Linked DNA regions of Homo sapiens: region 2 is linked to region 1. The links are chromatin loops, found by intact Hi-C in ENCODE. Cell type or tissue: PC-3. All regions are shown on one strand.

Region 1 (8,000 bases):
AAATTCAAACTCTGCAGTGTAGAAGTTTATATCTTATCCAATCTGGCCCTCACTCCTCTTCTATCCATGTTTCCTTACATTCTCTAATACGAGTTGAGGTGCCTAGAAAGCTTAACAATATTTTACATGATTTCAAGTCCTGGCCTTCCACATCATGCCTGCAGCGGGGTCCTGTGTGTGGCAGCACCCAAATATGCTCCTCTGTATGTTTGTTAACAGTTGAGTAGTGCTTTTTATCAAGCGCATGTCAAGTTCTTTCTACAACTTTCTTTTATATAGGGTTTTTTCCCCCCTATAATTTGCGTAGTGGAAGATGTGGTAGTGGAAATGAAGTTTCATAAGAAACCTAGGACAAGTTACTCTGGAAACGGTTTGTTATTTAGAAAGTGTTTTCATAGTGACCTTGCTGGAAGGGAGGACGACCACAGCTCTTAATGATATGGCAGACCTCGGCCCCTGGATAGGCACCAGCTCTCTGTCCTCCCCACAGTGGACTGCAGCCACAATGCTCTCCCCATGTGAGATGGAAAGGGGAGCTGGGTTTAATTGTAGCGCACAGCTGGCCAAAGACCTCTACAGCAATAATCTTTCAGTATTTCAGTGTAAATTTGTGACTTATATTATGTTCAAGTATTTAAAAGTACGTTGTATTTTCCAACAATAACTTTATAAATGGTGCCTCTTCCATTAGTTCAACTTTGTAACATTTTTCTGTACTTGGAAGCTTTAGTAAAGGAAAAACTTACCTCTGGATTTCAGTTGAGAAGTCTCAAATCCCGATGTTTTAGAATCAAACTAAAATTCTTCACCCGCACAGTAATAATTATTTTAAAGTGTTAAAAAGAGAGATTATATTGTTAACTCAGAGAGGTGTTTCTCTCAAGAGTGCAGAAAAAAGCACCAAAGCTTACAAATTCCCAAGGGCATCTTGATCTTACTTTCTGTCCCATTCATGGCATTAGTGAACTAACTGGCTTTGCAGGGCCAAACAGCACAAGGCTGACCACCCACCAGGGACGTTGAGCTTTAAGAGGCTGTTTTAGTCCATTTTGTGTTGTTGAAACAGAATATCACAGCCTGTGCAATTTATAAAAACTGAAATTTATTTTCTCACAGTTCTGGAGGCTGAGAAGTCCAAAATCAAGGCTCAGTATCTGGTGAAGGTCTTCTGAGTGGCTCCTCACGTGGTGGGAGACAGAAGGGCATGCTAGCTGAATGCTGTGTGAAACCTCTTTTATAAGGACCTTAATCCCATTGACTAGGAAGGAGCCATCATGGCTTCATCACCTTTTAAAGGCCCTGCCTGTTAATATGATCACATTGACAATACTTGAATTTTGAAGGGGACACATTTAAACCATAACAGAGGCTGCCATTCAGAAAATTCTGACTAGATGGGAAAAAATTACTTTGGATTGAATTAGTTCCTATTTTCTGAAAACCTTATCCATGATCACATTTACTGTTCTGTATTCATCCCTGGAGTCCAGAGAAGCAAGTCCTGCTTTGGTCCAGTCCTCCCAAGGTCATCCTGAGCCTGGTGGTGCCTGAAGCCACATCTTGCCACCTGGGCGTTTACTGGTCCACTGAGGCCTATCATGGATCTCCAAGGTGGTCATGGCAGTTTGGGGGGCATTCAGTGGTTAGGGCCAGGTGTATACTGCACCATTTTTGTAAGTCCATTGGCATGTTTGAGAATGATAATCTTTTCATTTTTTGAGTTTGGAAAGATACTTCCCTGTTATGTGTCAAGTAATCATAGAATCCATGTGAAAGAACAAAGTTTTTTTACTGTCTAGCCTTTTTCTTTTATAGCAACTTAAGGACTTCTCAGACTTTGTAACTTCATTAGAAACAGCTACAACAGAAGATGCAGTAGCCACATCTGTGTTGAGCAGGACAGGCAAAGAAAGCAGTTTAGAGGTTGGGATTTTCTATCTGAAACTGAGATTCAAAACAAGATAAAGGGGAAAAAAATCTAGAATTCAGATGTTATTACTAAAATTTCTTTCACCCAAGTATATAAAATTATTGACAAACTACTTTTATAATTATTAGCAAAATCTGTGTTCTTAAGATGAAGGGCAATTCAGTGAATTGTCTGAAATCAGACATAGGGTCCTTATATAAAACCACAGACTTGCTTATTCTGAAAATGGAATTTTCCTAGTTGATAAGCAAGTTTCAAAACAGAATATGAAGGAGCAGTCTATAGAAATCTAGTAATATATAATATATTTATGTAATAATAACCCTTCTCATAGCTGTATCTATAAACAGAGAAGTTTACTTTACACTAACATGGGAGTTACTTTCAAAACATAGCACTCCGATAAAAGGCATATCTGGTTTCTTTCCAGCTTAATAAAATATAAATTTTAATTTTTACTTTGCCTTTAGTTAAAATTTCCTGCTTTTCATCTGCTCAAATTCTACATTAAAATCTTATATTAGAGGTGATCAAATTTATGAAATAGATTTCTAGGCTATGTTACATCCATAGATTTTCCAAACACTTTAGTTCCAGAAATGTAGGAGGTACTGGTAACAGGCCAGTGATATAAAATCCATTAGCAACAACTATATAAAATCATCTTGCCCTAGAAAAAACAATATAAGCATCCATGTGGCGAGTTACTCAGGCTGGCAGCAGGGTGTCTGATTGCTGTGCCAAGACTTACACCTGTGTGTTTATAGGGGCTTGATGAAATTCATGCATTTGCATTAATGCAAATAATGCTTATATAATTAACCATTCTACTTGGCCTTGCATTCTAGTGACGTATCAGTGTAATATACACAGAGAAAACAAGATAAAGTAGTTTTTTCCTTTGGCTCATGCATCGATATTACTACCTGCACATCTGTTTTTGTCTAATCTGAGATGCTTATTCTAGTAGTTTCACATTAAATATAAATTATTTATTATTTATAATAATGAATTGTAAAATAGAGCCAAGTAATTTATTGCTGTCATTTTAAAATGTTTTCTCAAAGTGCTTTATAGAAACATTGTTCTAAAAAACAACTTTGGGTCAATGTTAGTAGCTGAGATGATATTACTATTGTAATTGTGTGTAGCACCTTTTAGGAGTTACAAAATTTCCTCTGCTTTTGTGCTTTCTTCGGATTGAAACGGCCTTTCCTCTTCACTTGTGCAGTTGCCACTCATGTGTCAAGACCTATAATGGTTTTGTGGGAAAAGCAGAGGCTTCAAGACCAAACAGAATACCAGTTTCATGACTTACTAATTACAGTTATTTTGCCTATAATACCAGATTACCTTGAAAGGTTGCTTATGTTTCAGGTAGGTCTTCAGTGTTCACATGTGTAAAACTAACCTCATAATTACTCACCTCACATGGATAATGTGATCAGTAAATAAAATAGAAAGCACCAAGTACATACTGATGCAGAGATGTTGAATCACTTTCATCTTGATGCATTCAACCAACACTTGTACTATTTATAATCACAGCTTGTTATAAAGTAGCAGATCCAGACAGAAAGTGGCCCCTGCTAGATCAGCTGGTGGCCCCATGTTGCCTCTGCTGCATCCTCAGTGCCATGTGCACTACATTCAATCATAATTGATGGCAGAATGAAAGGGAAACATCAGCCTGCTGAGTAGGGGCCTGAAGGCCCATCGCCTAACCTGTCCTCTAAGCCTGCTGGACTCTTCACCTGGTGTTGCTATAGGAGCCCACAGTCCTGAGAGCTTCCTTAAGAGTACCTAGAGGAGCTCTTAGACTCAAGGAGAATTTATGCAATAGTGCAAAAGTTGAAGATTAATATATGCCTGTTAAGAACAAGAACTATGAACTGTTAACCATACATTAATTTAATTATAAATATGTACCCCAAAATGATAAAAAGATACTTCCTTCTGAAGCAAGTAGTACAAATATTTTATAACAGGTGTGACAACATGAATCATCTCTGCTGAGGTCTGGATAAGTTTTCTGCCTGCCTTGTCTAAGCTTTGCTCATTGTTTACTATGGGCCTACCTTCTCCTAGGCTGGTTCCTTCTGGAATTCCCCTCTAATACAGTCTGCAAATGCCTCCTGCTGTTTACTTGCAAACCTAGGAGGAATGGCTTCTCACTATTGTGTTCTCCACCCTGAAGTATTAGTCATCTTCATATTTTATATACTACTCATGAATCGGGGGACGATATTCACTGTCATTATCAGCAGAGGAACTTCCTGTATTGAAATCTAAGCCACAAGTGGATCCTTCTGTGGCTGTCAACATGGATACCATTACACTACAAGTGCTTCACCATTAAATATCCTGCCAAAGGGCTGTAGCTTCAGAATATTGAATTTTATCACATCCAATAGCTCACAGGTTACAATAGCAATCCCACCTTTTTAGTTATTCTTTGTGCATCTGTTTTATTTCTGTACCATAGTCCCAGTGCAGCAATTGTTCTTTTTTTTATATATATACTTTAAGTTCTAGGGTACATGTGCTTCATTCTCAGCCCTTAGCTCAGGGTCTCACACATAGAGGGCCTCAGTAAACGATTGTCCCAAGAATAAACAAATGATCCTCCAAGTGTTACAGAGTTTAGGAGGCAGATGAGCTTCTATATCTGGACTCTTGAGATGGATGTGCATTTATTCAGCCTTAACGTATATTTTATAGCTGGAAGGTGCATAATTATTTATCCTTTGGTGATACTTAAACTGGAAGATGATTCTAAGAATAATAATGCAACTTGTTTCTCTGAGCTTCATCACACCCAGCTTTTCAAGTGGAACTAAAATTAGTAATGAGTATTGGAAACATTGCCAGTGAACATATGAAAGGAGGGCATTCAGCTAATTTGGGGCTACCAGAAAATGCTCTGCCAGGCCTCCTGGATAAATGGGGAGTCAGCCGTGACAGCTGCCGCTTGCAAGTGTCTTCATTGTGCCAGTCGCTCCTCACACATCCTTTCATTTAATCCTCACATTATGAGGTGTAATGTCTTTAATAAGCTTATTTTATGGGTAGGAAATTAGGGTTATGAGGTTAAATATCTTGTCCTAGATGACAAAGCTAATGAGTAATAGAACCAGGATTAGAACCCATGTAAATCTTTGCTGTTTCTGCCGCTACACCACTCCCAAGATGAGTTTCTCATCTGCATGTGTGAGCCTCTGCTTAATGCTGCTGTTTTGTTCTCCTCCACTCCTGCTTTTGCTCCTGTCCTCATTTGTTTAATGACTGGGTTCATTTCCTTGATCATATTTTTTTTTCCTTCTCCTATTTGAATGATGGGGGCACAGTTGGCCAGTTCTTTGATACTGAGCTGTAACAATCACCATCCTTGCTTGAAGAAGTCCTTGCTTCTTTGTATCTCTCATTTGGCTTGACATCAAAGCTGAAAAAGGTTACTGATGACGGTATGGACCTTTTCAATATGCAAATTATGTAATGGTACAAACGACTTTATATCAGTATAATAAAGTTCTTAACGATTCATTTTTATTGCTGCCTGTTCAATACGTCAAGCTGTAAAATAGAATATTTTAATTTATGGGAATGACTCAGATCTTGAAGAATGAATGTGAAAATACTGAATTCCAAAGTGCAAACTCTGCCATAGGCTGTGGACTTCTTGAGGACAGGGGTTGTATCCTGTAGGTCAGGTATCCCTGGTTTCCACACAGGGGCTGCCTGCAGTAGACCCCAGCGATGATTAAAGATACATTATGAAGGCGTAAATAAATGCCTGCCTTGGCCTTTAAACTTTTGATGTTTACCATTTTTTTAGAACTGTGCAAGTTGATAAATACTATCTGACTAAGCTTAAGAAGCTAGTACACTTTTTAAGAGACATGTTGGTTATATTTTAAATAAGTGTAACTTACCAAAAATATGGTGGTTTTTGAATTATGCAAATAATCCAACCTGCATATATTTAGTTACTATAAGATAATTACTATGGCAATTAGTGATAAATGCTATAAAGAAAAATAAGGCAGGCCAGGTGCGGTGGCTTATGCCTGTAATGCCAGCACTTGGGAGGCCGAGGTGGGAAGATCACTTGAGCCTAGGAGTGTAAGACCAGCCTGGGCAACATAGCAAGATCCCATCTCTACAGAAAATTTTAAAAATTAGCCAAGCATGGTGGCACACACCTGTAGTCCCAGCTACCTGGGAGATGGAGGCTGGAGGATTACTTGTGCCTAGGAGTTGGAGAGTGCACTGAGCTATGATTGCACCACTGCACTCCAGCCTGGCTGACAGAACAGACCGTGTCTCTTAAAAAAATAAAAAGAAAAAAAATGAGGCAGAAATGAAAGGAATGGTTGGGTGTTTATTACTTAAAATATGATGGTCATGTAAAATAGATGAGTAATATTATAATGCAAAATATTTGGATATTTAAATACAAATATGTAAAATTTATACTAAGGTAGATATCATAATTGTACCCATTTGAGCCATGAGACTTGTTTCTGGCTATCCCATTTCCTTTTCATAGTGATTTTAGAGCCAACAAGATTACTTCAGAGGGATCTTTTCCTAGCTTTTTGGTGAGTAAAATAATGGATCAGCTGTTCACTGATTCTTTCCCTTCTTCAAGCTTGGGCTCTTAAAACAAGCACATGCAATTTGGAACAAGAATTCAAATTTGAACATTTTAAAAACCATTAATAGGAACATAAAAATACTAGTTTTAGAGGTACTATTAGTGATGAATGGTATCAAATAAATAAATGCTATTTTTTAATTCTCATTGTATGTTTTAAACTGAATTTCAGATGAAGACATTTTGGCTGAAATGAGTGAAGTGTGTAGGTGTTGAAGTTTTCTATAAGATGAAGTTGAAAATTTTGTTAAAATGGATAACCAAATTTTAAAACTCAGATCAGATTTGCACGCATATTTGTAGCTTTTCACGCTGAAATGAACTCAGTTCAGTATATTAGCTCAGGGTTCAAGTGCAGTGTTGTACTAGCCTCACTGCACTTGGAAAGTAATACTATTCACATCTTGTTTTAACCATTATGTGGGGATGTGTGATGTTATCATTTTCACATGCACATTTGAAGTTGAGTAGTGGAAAGTCAGATAAAAAAGCGTTTAATATCATCACATCAGCCTGTTTTAGGAGAAGAGCCTTGTGCATGAATGCAGGAGGGGATCTAGTTGTCAGGTGTAATCTCATGTCTGGATGTTCCCTTTGCAGATGATTCAGTCCCTCAAGGCGTTGATTGAAAATGCAGATGCTGTATATGAAAAGATCGTACATTGTCAGAAGGCAGGTAAGTGAAAGTTTGTTTCCTCTCTTTAAATGAAATTAATAGCATCATATACTTTGCCCCAAAACTATTTCATTTTTTGGATGCTATATCAAGAAAATCAAATAAGAAAATTATTTTTCTATGGCTAAAGAAAATACCAATTCAGTGGTTCTCAGCCTTGGGTAACAAACTCACCTGAGGGGACCATTCAAAATACATTAACATTGGTCTGAGGTATGGGGCTGGGAATTAATAACTATTTTAAATTCCCAGGTGTTTCTAATGTACAGCCAAAATTGAGAAACTCTGCACTAATCTCTTCTTCAGTGTTAACTGTGTTGCCAAAGCTCCTGCTGGTCACCCGTGACTCTGGTACACAGTAGGATAGGTAAGGCTTGAGTAGAGGGAGAATGGCTTCTTGTAAAGGAGATGGATTCCAGTTACAACCTCCTGACACTTTTTAGTACACTGGCATTTTCGCGTGCTGATAAATTCATTAATTTAACATCCAAATGTTATACCAGACTATAAAATTCTTCTTATATAAACAATCATCCCATTAATTTTAGCTGTGGTAAAACCAAAAAATTCAGTATTCTGCATTGTAATAAAAATACACAAAATGGAGTTCTTTTAATTTTCTGATTTTTTGAGTGTTGATTTGGGAGATTCTATTATGGAGAATATTTTCAAGTCATAAAAAAAAAAAATTGTCCTGACTTTCTAAGGTTTTTTTCGTTGCTGTTCTTTAAAACCAA
Region 2 (8,000 bases), 320 kb before region 1:
CTGGGAAAGATCATACTCCCCTAAAGACAAACACACACAAAAATAATCTCAAAAACGAAAGCAAGCAGCCTTGTCTGAATGGATGGAAGCAGACCATATGAGCCAGAAGATCCACAGCTTCAGGATTGGAGTCACTCCAAGGAGACTTCCCTTAGGCAGAACCCCTAGTGTTAGAAGAAAGTCTTTGAATTACAGCTGAATTGACTGTCTCATGAGAGATCTTCCTTGAGATTTGCCTCAACTGAAGCCAGCCTATAACCTGTTTCCTTCCACCATAGTGAGGTTTATGGGCTGTGACAAAATTTTTCATAATTTATGTGACTGCTTCCTGCTGGGCCTCCATTGGACCCAGTAAGAAAGGGGAGGAAGCTAGGAGGAAGTGAATGGGGACTGCATTTGCAGCACTCACTCCGCTGTAGGATAGGCTCAGCAGGAAATGACCAGATGTCCAAATCAGTGTCCAGAAAAGAACAGCAGCTGAAATCCCATCTAGACTGGCCTTGCTCCAAGTGAGTACATCTGATGGGGAACAATATGGCCCCAGACATTTCTAAGCCGAGAAGGGCAAATCTATGCACGCTGTCCCACACTGCCCACTCTGGCATGCGTGGCAGACATGAAGAATTGATCATGGTGCAATTTTATGATGAGGTTAAGCACAATCTCAGTGCGTTTCTCAACATGGAGCACCAAACAGCTATCGCCAAGTGATCAGAGTTAGGACTCAACTCCCCTCCCCATCCTAGGCTGTATGTATGCTCAGAGTGGTGTGGGTGGCAGGACTGTGGTAGGCAACAAGGTACCATTTATTTATTATTTATTTATTTATTTATTCAATCATCCCGATATAAAAAAGATAAAACCTATGCCTAGCACTGTAGTAGACATTCGGGGATGCAACAGTAAGTAAAACAGGCATGGTCCCTACACATTCAATAAACTGCTAAACAAACATAAATAAATATATTGTAGTGAAAGCTACTGAGAGTTTAGGAAGTTAATAATTAACATGTTCCTCTTCCCCTTATCTTGACTTAGAAACAGCTGAGACAGGCATAGGAGTCAAGGGGATGGAGGTACACTATCACTTTCATTACTAATAAGAAGAATATGGCTTAGGTCTGACCAACTGGGCTTGTTAATGTGCTACAGCTGAATTGTACTTATCACCCTTCTCTGCATAATCCCAGGCCCCAGGAACCGATCTGTCCTGTCAGTCTACTTGCAGGTGTAGAAGAGTCCCGACCAGCAATTTCTTCAAGTGGGAAGGGCCAGGCCACACATGGCCAGTTCTTTCCCCAAACCCACCAATAAGAGAAGTGGTTGCTCCTCCACTAGGGGCAAGGCAAGAGGTGAGGAGTGTTACCCCAGTGGAGGGCCCCCTATTTGGAAACACAGGGAAAGGGGAATAAGTGATCCATCCTCCTCAACAAGGGCCATGCCGGGAAAGTAAAGGGCACAATGAGGGATTATAGGAGGGTACTTTTTTTAGGATCGAGATGTTAGGAAGGCTCCTTTGAGTGAGATATATAAAATGAGCCCTAAGCAATTTGGCTCCAGAATCCAACTTATCTGGGGGGACTAGGTCATGCAGGCTTTGACGTTAAGAAGTTGAGTTTTTTCCTAAGAGCAATGGCACAATTTTGAAGAATTTAAGCAGGGGAGGGAAGTAATCAGCTTTGCGTTTTCAAACAGCTATTAACTAGAGGAAGAATTGCCAAAATTAGAAAAAATACATATATAATACGTATTTACACACACACACACACACACACACACACACACACACACACATATATGTATATATATATGGTGCCCAGTTTATACTAAAAAAAAACCTGTCCATTGTTTATCTCTAATTAAAGTTTAACTGAGTGTCCAGTATTTTATTTGGCAACCCCAGAGAAGAAACAGAAAAACCAACTAAGATGTTGTTGCAGGTGTTGGTAATAGAGAAGATGACATGCAGCAGGTTCCAGTTCTATTTGGAAGTAGACTCTTAGAAATAGATTGATGTGGTAGGAGAGAGAGCCTGGGGTCAAGGGCCAGGCAGACTCTGGAGAGCCTCTGGATGGACAGAGCTGCCAGTGCATCCAATGCCACTGAATGAAAATAAAATCAGTTTTAACATTTCAGTCTGTTGCTCTCCTCTTGTAAATTTATGCACCCTATGTAGCCATCCTCATGACAACATCTATTTATTAACTGATTTCTATATAATGCGGCATTGGAACTAATACTGAGGGAAAGGGCCTTGTGTGCTGCCAAAAAAAGTAGCAAATAAACCATAGTTCTAGCAGTGTTGTGCCTAATATGACATTGCTTGTGACTGAGAAAATTATCGAAAGCCTCTGGGATCAGAAGACAATATAAATTAGTCCACAGATGGGAGGAATGCTGTTCTGGTCTTCTGACTGTGTCCCTTAACTTTTCAATTATGTAAAATTTTATCAATATAACCTATCTTATCACATCACTGTTGTGAATATCATGTGAATTACGAATATAAAACATCTTTTATTAATATTCAGGTATTGTTGTGGACTGAATGTTTGTGTACCCCCACCCCAAATTTATATGCTAAAGCCCTAATTCCCAATGTGATATTATTTAGAGATGGGGACTTTGGGAGGTAATTAGGGTTACATAAAGTCATGAGGGTGGGGCCCTCATGGTGGGATTAGTGACCTTGTAAGAAGGGGAGGAAAGATCCTTTGACTGTGCACCCTCTGTTCCCTGCACACATGGGAGAAAGGTGATATGAGGGCATAGTGAGAAGGTGGTCATCTGCAAGCCAGGAATAAAGACTCCACCAGAAACCAAATTGACTAGAACCTTGATCTTGGACTTCTAGCCTCCAGAACTGTGCATAAATAAATTTCTGTGGTTTAAGCCACTTAATCTATAGTATTTTGTTGTGGTAGCCCTAACTGAATAATATACATACTAATTTTTTTAACAAAAATAATTAGGTATAAGCAGGCAAGAATGTTAACACCAAAGCAAAATCTCTTGCTTTACTTAACTGATTATTTATTTAGAGACAGGTCTCTGTCTGTTACCCAGGCTGGAGTACAATAGTGCAAGCATGGCTTACTGCACCCAGGAACTCCTGGGCTCAAGTGATCCTCCCACTTCAACCTCCTAAGTAGCCGGGACTACAGGCACACACTACCATGACCAACTTTTTTTTTTTTTTAATTTTTTTTTAATTTTAGAGGCAGGGTCTTGCTATGTTTCTTAGGCTGGTCTTAAACTTTTAACCTCAAGCAATCCTCCCACCTTGGCCTATGAGTAGCTGGGATTACAGACCCAGGCTACTGTGCCCGGCTTCTTGCTATTTTCAGTCTGCCAGTGAATTTTCTGAATCTGTAAGCTAGGCCACCTCTAGCATATGTTCTCAAGTCTCCAGTCCTGGAGCAAATTATATTGTGTATATTTCCTTGCCTTTTCCTTTTCTACCTCCCAAACATTCACATTAAGGGCAGCCTTGAGAAGGCAATGTCACAAAAGGTGTGAGTGTGTGAAGAAGAAAGGAGCTTGGTTGCTAGGAAACCAAGGAGCCAGTACAGCCAAACAGCCACTAGGTGCTTAGGGATTATGTGGTTTGTGCTGACTGCATGTATGTTAGTAGATGGGGCCTTTCTCTTTTAGCACCAACTAGAATTCTGCCACATCCAGACTTCTAGTCTGACATCAGATGTAAAAAGATGCTGAATAATGTAATGACTAGTGAGGCTTTCCATTGCGGTGGTCCCCGCTTATTCACAGGGAATACATTCCAAGACTCCCAATGGATGCATGTAACTGAAGGTAGTATCGAATTTAATATATACTGTTTTTTTCTATACATATGTGTCTATGATAAAGTTTAATTTATAAATTAGGCACAGTAAGAGGTTAACAACAATAACTAGTAATAAAATGGACCAATTAAAACAATATACTGTAATAAAAGTTATCTGAACATGCTTTCTCTCTCTCTCAAAATATCTTATTGCAGTGTACTCATCTATTTTCAGACTGCTATTGAACGTGGGTAACTGAAACCGTGGAAAGCAAAACCACACAGATAAGGGAGGACTATTGTATGAAAGACAGAAACCCAACTACAGAAAAGAGAATTTGTTATATATAGTAACTGGGAAGTCTAGGAGTGGATACTGCTTCGGTTAGGACTGGATTCAGTAATGTGAATGTCATTAGCTCATTCTTGATCATACCTGTTTTCCTCTGTGCAATAGTCTCATTCTTACCTATTTTATTTTTCTGACTCTAAGTGGGATCCCTTCAGGCAGTAAGGAAGGGATAGTCTGGCTACAGAGCTCTAGGCTCCTATGTTTCCAGGAACCATCTCCAAGTAAAGAAAGAGCTTTTCTTTGCTAGGATTCGTATGTTAAATCCCAGAGAAGGGATCTGATTACTCGGTTGGGTCACAGGCTCTCCTATTGCACTAATTACTATGGCCAGAGTAGCAGGGTACTCTGATTTGCAGCCCCATTAAGAACTGCATGGAATATGGGAGGCAATTCTCCAAAGGAAAATGGGATGTGTTACAGGAAGATGAGAGAATTAACTGGGCAGGTCAAAACAGCAGATATCCACTGAAGTACTTGAAAAGACATCTACACAGTTAGCTCTGACTTTTATTCATGTGTAACTTCAATCAAAATTACATATGAAGGATGCCCACTGATGCACTGTTTTTAATAAAGAAAAAATGGAAACAACCCCAGTGTGCATTCATAGAGAAGCAGTAAATAATTGTAAATTCATATAGTATAATACGAAATAGCAATGTAACTACTGACACAGAATGTGGCCTTGATATAAATTAAGGGAAAACAACAAGTTGTAAAGCAGTGTTTAAAGTTTAAATTTTTTGTAAAAATGTTATTTCTGTGAATATTGCCCCAAATTGTTAAGAGTAGCTTTCTTATAGGAAGTTACTATTGGATTCCCTTTTGGTGGGTTATAAACTCCTAAAATGTGATATTTTAGAATGAGCAATATTAATTTTATAGTTAAACCAATAAAGATTAAATTTTAAAAATTCATTATAAATACTAAAAAAAAGTACAAATATTATCACCCATTTTGTAGGTTGTTTTTCACTTTCTTGATAGTGTCCTTTAAGACACAAATATTTTACATTTTGGTCAAGTCCCATTTATCTATTTTTGCCTTTGTCACTTGTACTTTTGGTGATGTATCTAAGAAACCTCTGCCTAGTGGGAGGTCATGAAAATTTACACCTTTGTTTTATTCTGAATTTTATAGTTTTAGCTCTTAAATTTAGGTCTTTGGCCTATTTTGAGTCAATATTTATATATGGTGTGAGGTACAGGTCTGTGTAGTAAAAAATTTGGCCTCACCCCGAGAGAGGACTAGCTTTTGCCCTCAGCTTCTGAGAGTTGATCTATATAATACTTAATGGGAGTGTCCTTGTTTAGGGTGGCAGCTGGCCACACCAGATCTTAGGGTGAGGCTAGCTACACAAGAAAGACCAAATATGTGATTTAGGGTGGGGGCTGGTCATGCTAGAAAGATCAACATGTGATTCAGAGTGTGAGCTTTGGGTCACATGGTGTAAGTCAACTTAGAGACTGAATTCAATCATGTTGGCAGTCTGTCAGTCATGTGCACATAATGAAACCCCAATATAAACTCTGGATACTGAAGTTCAGGTGAGCTTCTCTCACTGGCAATACTCTGCATATTGCCACACATTGATGCTGGGAAAGTATACATGCTGACTCCACAGGAAAGGGGACACAGAAGCTTCAGGTTTGGCATCTTCCCAAACTCTGCCCTGTACTTCTTCCTTTGACTAATTTGAATATGCATCCTTTCCCTATAATAAACTGTAAAAATCAGTATAACAACTTTCAGTGAAATCCTGTGAGTCCTTATGGAAAATTATGAAAACTGAAAGTGGCTTTGGGAACCTACCAGAAATTGCAGTTGCTGTCAGAAGTGAGGGCCATTTTGTGGATATTGTGCTCTCTAAACTTGTAGTTGGCTCCAAATTATCACAGTTGGTGTCAGAAGAGGGATTCATGGGACCAAACCTGACTCACTGGAGCATGTAGTTTGGGAAGAAAAAGGATGAAAGGGTGGATGTTAATGAACTTTTCATTTCTGGATGGCTACAGAGTCAGCCATGATATGGAACTATAGCTGTGCTATAATCAGTTACTGAAGGTAAAAGTTACCAATGGAATTTTAAAATGATGGACCCAACTCTAAGAAGTTGTCTCACTGGATGCCTAAGGAAATGCAGAGTAACAAGAAAAAGAAAAAGAAAAATATATGATATTTGGTTACTGTTATCTGTCATATCTAAAATGTGAGTAAGAAGTAATGCAAGAATTTTGGTGTAAATCCTAATGCTGGGCAAAGCTTGGATTCCAGCTGGTTCAAGCTGCAACTATTAGCCTGTAGAGCCTCTACCAACGAATATAGTTAAAATAAAAACAAAAGAAAGTGTTTGTGTGGACCCCCATCCTGGGTCTAGCCTGGATTCCTTCTATTCCAAGCTACAGCTGCTAGCCTCAGAACCCCTATGAAAGGAAAAATTATGCTGAAACAACAGATAGGGAAATAGGTTAGAATGATTTATAAGAGAATAGGTACAACAAAGGGGAAAGAAAGAGGGGCAAATTGTGCACAAATTTGGCTAAGCAAAGTGGAAAACTTTAAATGGTCGTTAAGAAATGAGGTGAATAAAGCAAATATTAATGTAGCCAAAACTAAGTCCTTAATGTGGTATTCTCAGAGCTTGGGTGGAGAATGGCAGCCCTGCTGCTCTCCCAGTATTGAAAGGCCTAAACAAATCAGATATAGCAGGCGGTGGGGGTGGGCTGGGCTGGCTGGGGGAGGTGGTCAGGGAACCACCTGGTCCCAGGGGTGCCAAAGAGAACAGCTCAAATCATCAAGCATCGTTGATGATAGCCAGTCATCTAGTGACCAGTAGAAACAAGGAACCAGGTGGTTTTCAGAGGACAGCATGAAAACCTGCACATAGGCCAGCGGGCTTCTCCCCTGGAGATCATGCAATTTTCCTCCCTCTAGATGCTATCTTGGAGAAGAGAGAAAACAGCCAAGTTGCATCATTTGATTTGACTATATGACTAGACATTTACATTTTTTTTTTTTTTTTGAGATGAAGTCTCACTCTGTCGCCCAGGCTGGAGTGCAGTGGCACGATCTGGGCTCACTGCAACCTCCGCCTCCTGGGTTCAAGTGATTCTCCTGCCTTGGCCTCCTGAGTAGCTGAGATTACAGGTGTGCACCACTACACCCAGCTAATTTTTTGTATTTTTAGTAAAGGCAGGGTTTCACCATGTTGGCCAGGCTGGTCTCAAACTCCTGACCTTGTGATTCACCTGCCTCAGCCTCCCAAAGTGCTGGGCTTACAGGCATGAGCCAACGTGCCTGGCTGATATTTACTGTTTTTACTCCATCATGTCTATACTTGGCTTCTATATCATTTGAAGAAGGTATTCTGCTGTTTACTGAAAACTGAACAAAGAAAAAACCCCATAGATAAAAAATTTTTGGTGTTAGTAAACTGAAAAAGGCTGTTTTAAACAGGAAAATATTGAGATAACTTTAATCAATGAGTTTAAGATTTTACTCTCTCCACTGGAAAGAACACCTAAGAGGACAATGAGATCAATTCTAGAAACAAAGGAACACTGCATATATATAATCTAGCACATATGAATTATACTGCTTATATTTTGACCTATTTCATGTCAAATACATAAAGCATAGGTGATTTGGTGCAGGAGGGTGAAAAGGGGGCAGGCGGATTACTTGTACCCCTCACCAGAAAATCCCTGTGGCACCTCCAGAGGCAGATAGAAGTGTTTGAAACCCAGTGATCCATCTGGGGAAATTGGTCCTTCTATCTTTAAGTGACTTTACAATAACACAACTACTTAGTTAGTGCAGGAGCCCACACTGGCACCCAGGGACTTAACTTCTAGGACTTT

What was found. A loop is a pair of places that touch in the nucleus more often than their neighbours do. Peaks named below come from ENCODE experiments on the same cell type or tissue, not always from the same donor. Only the 100,000 strongest peaks of a DNase experiment are listed, where the experiment ranks them.
Region 2: a loop joins it to region 1, with 4 times the contacts of the local background. A loop is called at or near these places in 2 of 110 quality-filtered maps.

The regions. Positions count from the first base shown.
Region 1 is chr3:17,035,687-17,043,686 of GRCh38, forward strand. PLCL2 (phospholipase C like 2) reads left to right here. Exons shown (of 6, transcript NM_001144382.2): 4 at 7,188-7,263. PLCL2-AS1 (PLCL2 antisense RNA 1) reads right to left here. Exons shown (of 3, transcript NR_046640.1): 3 at 7,066-7,227. Among named protein-coding and RNA genes, the nearest start is that of PLCL2-AS1, 15 kb to the right of the region's middle. RefSeq lists an enhancer at 3,327-4,526. In PC-3, a CTCF peak has its summit at 4,069; DNase peaks (open chromatin) are centred at 4,095 and 5,585; H3K4me3 peaks cover 640 bases; H3K27ac peaks cover 3,966 bases.
Region 2 is chr3:16,720,623-16,728,622 of GRCh38, forward strand. It overlaps PLCL2UT (PLCL2 upstream transcript), which reads left to right and starts at 3,544. Exons shown (of 6, transcript NR_199590.1): 1 at 3,544-3,813. In PC-3, CTCF peaks have their summits at 3,586 and 3,787; no DNase peak of the experiment used is centred here; H3K27ac peaks cover 695 bases.